2 separate regions of the Mus musculus genome follow, and region 2 is linked to region 1. Evidence: chromatin contacts called from ENCODE Hi-C or POLR2A ChIA-PET data. All regions are on one chromosome and are shown on one strand. The core of a region is the stretch at or near the end of the contact, and the rest is flanking DNA. Distances in the headings are between cores, read along the strand shown.

Evidence for each region. A loop is a pair of places that touch in the nucleus more often than their neighbours do. ChIA-PET counts read pairs that join two places held with the same protein, here RNA polymerase II (POLR2A).
Region 2: a loop to region 1 is called in a map of Patski, with 2.2 times the contacts of the local background. The contact joins two enhancer-like sites. A Hi-C loop is called at or near these places in 1 of 37 maps with a recorded cell type or tissue (Patski). POLR2A ChIA-PET finds 5 or more read pairs at or near these places in 1 of 5 experiments (Patski).

What each region holds. Positions count from the first base shown.
Region 1 is chr4:144,946,288-144,950,756 of GRCm38, reverse strand. Gm42344 (a long non-coding RNA gene) reads left to right here. Exons shown (of 3, transcript XR_881562.2): 1 at 1-3,237. It also overlaps a transcript of Vps13d not described here. Among named protein-coding and RNA genes, the nearest start is that of Gm42344, 8.3 kb to the left of the region's middle. Within about 2 kb of position 2,621, at least 1 of the 3 ENCODE cell types and tissues checked has a DNase peak (open chromatin) inside an H3K27ac peak, as active enhancers do.
Region 2 is chr4:144,996,242-145,000,891 of GRCm38, reverse strand. The region is part of intron 67 of Vps13d (vacuolar protein sorting 13D); the gene reads left to right. Among named protein-coding and RNA genes, the nearest start is that of Gm36317, 35 kb to the right of the region's middle. Within about 2 kb of position 1,716, at least 1 of the 3 ENCODE cell types and tissues checked has a DNase peak (open chromatin) inside an H3K27ac peak, as active enhancers do.

The sequences.
Region 1 (4,469 bases), core at 1,372-3,871:
TATGTGTGGCTTGCATGCACAGGTGTACACGTGTGGGTGTACATGGTGTGTGTGTGTGGAGGTGCATGTGTGTGCACCCACATGGAGAGGTTTAAGGTTAACATTGGGAATCTCCCTAGATTGCTTTAGGAGAACAGACAAACTGTGAGGAATATATACAGAAGGTCAGCGTCCCCACCTCCAGCCCCATCCCAGAGGCTTCTGACAGTGTGGTCTCTAGGGGTGGAGCTTATGCCAGACTTCCCACAAGAATTCACAGTGTGGCATTCGGACCCCAAGAAGGCCTTTAGGGACACTGCATCCAGGCCAGCACCTGAGTCTATCCTGTAAGACAGAATAGAGGTAATCCTGCTTTCAATAGGCTCAGCCTCTTCTGCTTTTGTGTACTGGCTTTTCTGGTTATCCCGGGGACAGGACTCAGGTCAGAGAGAGGCTTCTCGAGAATGTGGAGAGGAGAGGTAGGCCCAGCCTCTCCAGTACAGTAGTGAACCCAGCCTTCCCAGTGCCACTACAAAATCACCAGGTATGTGCCTGAGCCCAGTGGCCACTGCCCACCCCTGGGTGGCTCCCTACCCACAAGGCCATGGCTTCTCCATCAGCTATCAGAAGGAGCAGGAGGTGCTTTGAGATTCAGAAGAGGTAATCAGACGGCCTGTATTGCCAGTGTGGCTATCAAGTAGCAGCAGATACCTAGCCATAAGCCTATGACCAGGCCAGGGCAGGGTGTTCCCTGCTTTGAAGGATTGTCCCCCAAGCCCCACCCCCATGCAGAACAGACCATTCTCAACTTTGCAGTGTTGCAACCAGATGCAAGCTGCTGGCCTGGCTGGCCCAGTGGAATGTACTGCTGGCTCTCTCTCTCTCTCTCTCTCTCTCTCTCTCTCTCTCTCTCTCTCTCTCTCTCTCTCTCTCTCAGGGAGTCTGGATCCTGCCCCTTGGGGAGAGGCTGAGCTCACCAGCTTTCTCCATTCCTCTTCTTGATTGGCACTTTAATGAGGGCAGAAGGGGCTGACCCCCTGCCAAGGGGCCAGTTCATGCCCCGTTTATCTCACAGCCCGAGTCAGACTAAAACAACACTGCAGGCCTAGCCGCCAGGAGCCTGGGGGCCTGCCGCCCCCACCCTGGGTGATGGATTGAGTGACCACAGTGAGCTGGCAGCTGAAGTGTGTGGTGGCCGCACCTTCCTGTCAGTGTGCAACAAAGGAGCCTGGCCCCACCGGCTGGCTGGCCAAACCGCTCTCCTCCTTGGGGCAGCTCCAGGGGCTTGGCCTTCCTCCCTGCTTCCTGAATACCAGTGCCAAACTTCTAGAGACAGGTCTAGGGACTAGCCTGATATACTCTGGAACCATTCTGGGGTCCTGGGGGGGCAATGCCTGGAATGAGGCCTTCTGAGGTTTCAAGCCTGGCTGACCAGAAAGTACATTTTTTTGGGTTCCAAGTGTCAGGGTCCAAGATGGACTTTTCTCAGCGGATTCCCCATCTCATGCACATCTGACCAGCTCTGAGCCCACTCATGGGGGAGTCCAGCCAGGCCATCTGTTTGCTGTGCAGCTGTGAGTGAATTTATCAACCTTGCTGAACCTTTGAGTCTTTTTCCCTAAAAGGCTTATATTTGTCTCCCTCATTGGGTTTTTATGAGAATGAAGATTAGGCAAAGCCAGCACTTCTATAAGCCAGGTCTCAGGGGCTCAGTTTACCTGATTGTTAAGAACTACCTCTCAAGTATACACACACACACACACACACACACACACACACACACACACACACACACACACACACACACAAAGTGCTATGGCACAAATGTGGAGCTCAGAGAACAACTTACAGAGGTCACTTCTCTCTATCTACAACATGGGTTCCAGGGGATCAAACTTGGGTCGTCAGGGTTGGCAGTAGACACTGTCACTTCCTGAGCCATCTTGCTGGCTCCTTTGATTGACTTTCTGAGGAGGTACCAGGGACAAACCCAACATCTCAATCAGGAGTTGTCTCACTCTCTCCACCGGCATTCTATCCTATGGCTTCCGGATGAAGCTCACTTTATACATTAGCCTCAAGGCTAATTTAATTTACCCAGTGTAGTGCAGAGTAGAGACAACAATTCTAACAAGACGTGGCTCTGAAGACCACAAAGCTATTCCCAAGACCCTGGGTAACAGACTGGAATTTCCCACTGGGAAAAAGTGGACAACCCCAGAGGCCCCCACAGTCAAGGAGCTGGAGCAAGGTTTGTGACATTCTTCTGGGCCACCTGGGTGAGTCAAGATGCCAGCCTTTCTCATGGCTCTGCTGATGGCATCAAGTGAACTTGAACTCTAAGCTATTCCCCAGACCCCACAGAAAGCAGGAGCCACAGAGGGAAACACCCCACCCCACCCTGCCTTCAGCAAAGGGGCATTGCCGTTGTAAATCCTCTGCCTCAAGGCTCCCTGGGGCTTTGCACCAAGAATAGACAGTCTCAAAAGTCCCAGCTGTTTGGTTCCTTGGAACTTCATCTATAAACCCAGGCCTCCCTGGAGAGGGGAGGGAACCATTCTCCACTTGGAGGAGATATCACCTCTCTGTGAACTCCCAAAGGGCAGGAGGCCAAGTCCCAGCCAAGGTCAGAGGAAGTGACACGACCATAATAGGACTTCATGTGGACCTTCTGGTTCTTCTTGCAGGCCCTCCAAATCAGGGCTCTGTCCTTCAGCAATAATACCCTCCACACTGGACAAAAGGTGACATTCTTGAACAAGGCAAGGTAGATGGGGCCTTGGAAGGTGGGTTGAACCTCAAACTCTTAGCCAACAGACATAAATAGACTTTGGACCTTTAGTTAGGCCCATGAGGCCGAGTGCCCAGGCTCAAGTCTGTGGAGCGGCCTTAAAACTTTCCCAGAGTCGTTTCTTCCTGTCTGTCAGCCCCAACTCAGCCTCCAGCACCCTTTTGCAGTGGTATCGTCAGTAAAGCTTTCCCTCACTGATCCTGCTCTCAGAGGGACCCCTCACCCCACTAGACAGAATAAACTATGTTCTATTCTGGGTCAGGCTCTGCTGAACTCCACAAGCCAGTCCAAAAAGATGCCACATGTTAATGTCAGGCTGTAATAAGCCAGGCAGGCAGAGCTGTCTCTGCTTGCCTGGGGTCCAAACAGTCAGCCAGGCATGTATCTGACGCTTGCTATTGCTATGTCCTTACAGAATGTCACCCCTGCTGTATGAACACACTCCACCAGCCTGTGTCCAGGGACTGGTATGTTTTATTCACCACTATAGCCCCCAAACCTAATAGACTTTTGTTGGATATTTGATCAATGGATAGATGTGTGCACCTCTGTGTGTGTGTTTGTGTATGTGTGTGTGTGTGTGTGTGTGTGTGTGTGTGTGTGTGTGTGTGTGTGAGAGAGAGAGACAATGAGAGAGAGAGAGAGAGAGAGAGAGAGAGAGAGAGAGAGAGAGAGAGAGAGAGAGAGAGAGATTAACTAAACATACTCGGGCAACTCTGGGGGTAGGTGGGGAACAGACATCAAAGGATATGCGTTCCAAAGTTGTATACAAATGCTACAGAACAAGATACAAGAGAATAATGGCAACAATGTATAAAGACCTATGTGGAAGAGGAGGCTGGAAAGATTGTAAGGAGGGAGAGGGGATGAATGACAAAGGACTGACATAGATTGTGGCAGCAAGTGCACAGCCTACATCCATTCAAACCAAACATGGCACTAGCACAGAAAGGGAGAAGGGGACAGGAGCTCCCATGAACCAAGAAGTTATCTCCAACTGACAACTGCTCACTAAGGAAAAAAGTTTTCTCACTGGGTACACAAACCACACTTATGGTAGCCCTACAGCCAGCAATAGACAACCAACAAAAAACAAAGTCAGTGATTTTTTTTTGTCACTTGTTTTGTTTTGTTTTGTTTTGTTTTGTTTTGTTTTGTTTTGTTTTGTTTTGTTTTGTTTTGTTGAGACAGGGTTTCTCTGTGTAGACCTGACTGTGCTGAAACTTGCTCTGTAGACTATGCCTGCCTAAGAACTCATAGATCTGCCTGACTTTGCCTAGAGATTGCTAGGATTAGAATTAAGGGCATGTGCCATCACCCTGGCTGAGCCTTTTTTTGTTGTTTTTTTTCTTATTGTTCCTTTGCTTGTATAGTACCATTTTCAATTTTGTGTATCTCTAGGTGTGTGTTTCTTGTGTGTTTTTATCTTTGTTTAATTTTTTTGTTTTCTTTTTTAAAAAAAAGAGAGAGAGAGAGGCATGGAGTCGGGTAGATCAGGAGGAACAGTATGTGGGAGCAGTTGAGGGAGGGGAACCTGTGATCAAAATATGTTCTGTTGAAAAAATTTCTCTGTGTGTGTGTATGTATGTGTGTGTGTGTGTGTGTGTGTGTGTTTGTGAGTTTGTGTGTGTCCAGTATGGTATTACTATATTGCTAGTTGCATATAAAACAAAACACATCATGGTAGACTGAGCATGTG
Region 2 (4,650 bases), core at 467-2,966, 51 kb before region 1:
CTTCATAGGCTAACCATCAAACCAAAGGGAGCCCTGTGTATGCCAATCAGAGACCCTGGGTTCAGGGCAAACTAATGGGTATATTCAGAAGATCTGATGCTTGAGACCTTCTGCTTGAGTTTATAAGACCAATGGCTCAACAGACATGGCAAGCATTCACACACTCATATGTGATGCTTATGTATTCTACTTTGGTGGTCAAGCCCTGAAAATCAAGTTGACTTTTCTTATGTATTAAAAGTATGACTAGCTAGTAGTCAGTGTTTGCACTCCTGTCTCCTGTGAAACCAGGAAGATTAGAAGATGGCTATAGATAGAATATGCCTCCTCCTAATGCCCTAGCCGAGTTCAAGTGGGGAATCAAATGCATGAGGACTTGGTAGCTGTTTTGCAAGAAGCTTGCCAGGGATCAGACTAAAGATTTTGCTTTTGTGAGAACAAAGTGAAGTTGTTCATTGAAGAGCAGTTCGGGGCCTATATATAGGGGCCCAGGGCCTGCTGGGATGGGGTTTACACTCGGGCTGTCCTTTTGCCCTTCCACTGAACTCTCTTCATTTCAGTCGTGAGCAAACAGTCAGGGCCTGAACTAACAACCCTGCAGTCCTCCGAAGCACAGCTCGCTTACAGTACCGAACAAAGGGAGGGAGGGCCGCGTGGGCCGGCCCGGCCCAAGGAATGCAGCTTCAGGGTTCTGCTCCATAAATTTAACCAGCACGACGAAAAGGAGATAATATGAGCCTTCGTGATGATCTGAAAGGGGGAGGCTCTGTGTCCCATTGATTGCGGTCTGGCCCGTTGCCAGGCCCAAGCCTGACCGACAGTTGAACCATATCGTTAAGGCGTGTAATACAGCTCGAGTCTTGTACTGCCGCCAATGAGTACATATCCACAGGGCAAAAGTTTATAAAGAGTTGAGGCTGTCCTGCTTAACCCTCTCACACGGCATGTAATAGACCCAGCTGCCATTCAGAACCTGCCCATCCAAGGTCACACAGGGAAGCTTGCATGCTTCCTTTCTTCAAACAGTATTTCAGGTCTGGGGAGAGGGAAGGAAAGCCACGTTGAGGGGGTCACAGTGCTGGAATGTTCCCCTTCAGAACAGCTAGGCAGTCTGCCTCCATCCCTCCCCCGTCCCCCAGCCCAGAAATGGGACACCACGGTGCTTTCTTCAGAGCGGCTCTCTGTTTGCAGTATAATGTTGCTGAAGGAAACGGGGCTGACACAACAGGAAACCTAGCCGTCTCCTAGGAGGCTGTGTTGGTGGCAGAGTGGTTGATGCCTGGATGCTGTATCTTTGCATAGCATTGTGGAGGCTCTAGATGGGCCTTGCTCTCTGGCTCTCATGGGGCCAAGCCCCATGCTGATCAGAGCAGGTGCAAGGCTGCCTTATGGAAAGGCCTGGTGTTCCAGGTGGCCTCAAAGGAGCTCTAGTCCCTCACTAAGGAGGGCATGGGCAAGTAGATATCTCAGCAAGGGCAGGCAGCCTGAGTTCTCAGAAGGAACCGTGACATGAGCAGATGTGCAGACAGACATGGGTTTAATTAATATAGCTACCTGCATTCAGAGGGCCTAGGAGGGAAAGTGGATTGGGGTAGTTTCATCTTGTTTGTCAGCCCATCCCTCCTCATTGGGGTCCTTGGCCATGCTTTGTGTCTGTCATTTCCAGAGCAGAGGGACCCTGGCTCATGTCCAGAGACCAGGTCACCATACTTTGTACCCAGGAACTGTGGCACTCCCTTCTATACCCAGAATCTGCCTTTCCAGAAAGCAGCAGTGCCACTCCCTGGCTATATCCTTAATTCTGATCTACTTTCCAGAAGTCCCTCTTTATCTGCTCATCACCTGGGAGCAAGAACCAGCTGCTACACAGCTGGCACAGGAAGTCTCTGTGTAGGTAGGGTGCCTGCTGCATCAGATGTGCTCAGCATGCTGTGGCCCCCTTGGCAGGCCAGAGGGGATTTCTGTTTATTTTGGTGCTGTGGGCCTGAGTAAAAGACTCTAGAGGTAAGGGAAGAGATACGGTGCCCAGCCAACCTAAGACCTCTCTCTGGGTCCTTTGTTAGTCATGTTTCCACTGTCAAGGTGCTCTGAAGGCCCCAAGAGACTCTGATGGTGACTCCAGCATGGAGGGAGTTGTCATCTGGACTCCATTACACGATTGCTAAACCCAAACTGCATGTGTCTCTTCACCCTCCATATGAGGCCAAATTGTATGAAGAAATTTTGCTGCTCTTTGGATTTCTTTGGTTCTGTTTAATAATTAATCATTGAATATGCCAGATGTTAACTAGCATTCATAGAGATTCTTATCTGCAAAAATCTACATCCAGAACACCAGGAAGTCCTCAATGATTTTTGTACCACATAGAAGGAAGTTTGGTCCCACTCCCTGGTCTGAGCAATCCTTTGGAAAGGGAGCCTCGAAGAACTACAACCAAAGAGTCACTTCTGGCCTCTCCCATGACTCACCGTTTGTCAGCATCAGAGCTGCTCTGGGCTTGCTTATGCCCCTCCCTCCCCAAGGAACTTGATCATTAGTTAGCCAGAGTTTGCCCTCACTGTCTGCTGTCTGTGCCTGGGTCCAGAAGAAAAAAGAAACCCTCAGTTTTAGGGAGAGAGGACAGAGCTTTTGTGTCCCTTCTTGGTATCAGAGGAGGTTTGGCTATACCTGCCTCTCTCTGAGCTACAGGAAAGCTTGAGCAGGAGGGCATTGTCTATTGCTTCCTTTTTGTCTTGCTCACAAGCCTGTGTACCCATGCACAGGGAAACAATTAGAAAGCCACATGCTGGGTGTGAGCAGTGGTTGGCACCAGGTCTGGGAGATTTCGCTTATTGCCCCATCTGTCTGGCAGTATCTAGCATCTTACCCCCATCTCTCTGGCTCATGGCATGTCTCTAACACAATTTGTATGTGTCCTTTTTTTCCAGGCCTATACAGACAGCCCCCACCCCTTCCTCAGGCCAACAATACAAATGAATTCATTCTTACTGGCTCTTGTCTCCTAAGAGGATAGGTGCTAGGAAGTCAACTCTGACCCAGGGTACATCTGATCTGAATGAAATCTCAAAATACACCTGAGAGGACCTGAGCCCTTATCTTTCATTTTGATCTCTTTCCACCTGGACTATTAATTCTGTTTTCAAAGGAGGTCGGGGAGTGAAGAGCATTTCAAAGTGAGGTTGATTCGGTTTCTGAACCAGCTTGTCTTCTGGCTTGTGTTTGGCCCTGATGAGAATCAGAAGGGACAGCCATAAGCCCCTTCAGTCTTGTGTATCTGCAGCTGGAGAGCCTCAAAACCAGTTCCAGATGTCACTATTCCCTTTGCTGGTGCGTTGGGACTGGGGCATGCTGGGAGACTAGCTGCATGTGCTCTTTCCCATTCTTAACGTGTAGATTCACAATGCATGCCTTACCTGGAGGACCCTTTAACAACTGTACCATGCATACCCAGGTCCCTGTTGGGCCTGCTAACACCTCCAGCTCTTCTGTCAGAGCATATTATTCTGAGCCTGCTGACTCACAGAAGAAGGAACACTCTTTCCTGCTATTCAGGGTCAGAAAATGAGACAGTGTGGTAAAAATAAGCTAGTTCTTAGGCCGGGGAGAAGTCCTATAGACAACTGCAGTTTGGCAAAGTCACATACATGGCCCTCCTTGCTGTATCCATGGGAACACTGGGCCTGGCCAGGCTGTGGGAGGAGACAGAGGTAGTGGTTGCTCCCCTCTGATTGACCCTTTTGCAAGAAAAAAAAGCCATTCAGCAGCTCCTTCCTTACCTAGCCCATTTGCTATACAGTCATTACAATGGAAACCTAGACTCACCTGTGGCTCCATTGTGAATATACTTTACACGTTCTTTGAACTGAACTGTTTCTTGAATCATCATGGTTTCTTAAAGCATAGTTTTAGTGTTTAAGTAAAATAGCATGCTGTATGTGTACATTGAGGTTTAGAGCATTGTTTGGTTGTTAGCTCTTTAATTGCTACAGCAAGCCATTGAAATAGGTGCTGTTATTTTCTCCCCTCCTCCTTGTCTCAAGAGAGTGAGCAGAACGCAGTGTAATAGGTCATTAATAATCACCAAAAAGTTACCAGTACCATGCCACTAGACACCTCCCTACATGTCTATATGTATTTGTATGCATGCACATACAAATGTGTGCATGTATGTGAGTGTTACACGAATACATGCATGCGTGCACTTTGTGTGTGTGTGTGTTTTGTTAGAAGTCCAAGCATTCTAGCTGTCCTACCAAGCTGCACGTGCGGCTCTAAGTACAAACATCAACATCTCACCTAAAAGCACCTTTCCATTCCAAAAGCAAGTTGTCTTGAACATTAATATAATATGTGACAGATATGCCATACTATACTTGTTTCACCCATCCCAGACACTTGCAGCTTCTCATAGCTGAGAAACACTGTCCTCAGGGTCAGTTTCTAAAAGCTTGATTGTTAGATTGAAGTGTTGCATGTTTTCTGTAGTGACACAGTACAGATCACTTCCTAGGAAGGTGAGGCAGTTTGTGCTTGACCTCCAGGGCTGAAGTGGAGCCTTTTCTCCAGCCCTCTGTCTGCTCCTTCATTCAGAGGAGTCACAGCTTTTGTGGGGTAGCTGCTGTGCTAGACACCATAGTAAGAAGGAGGCT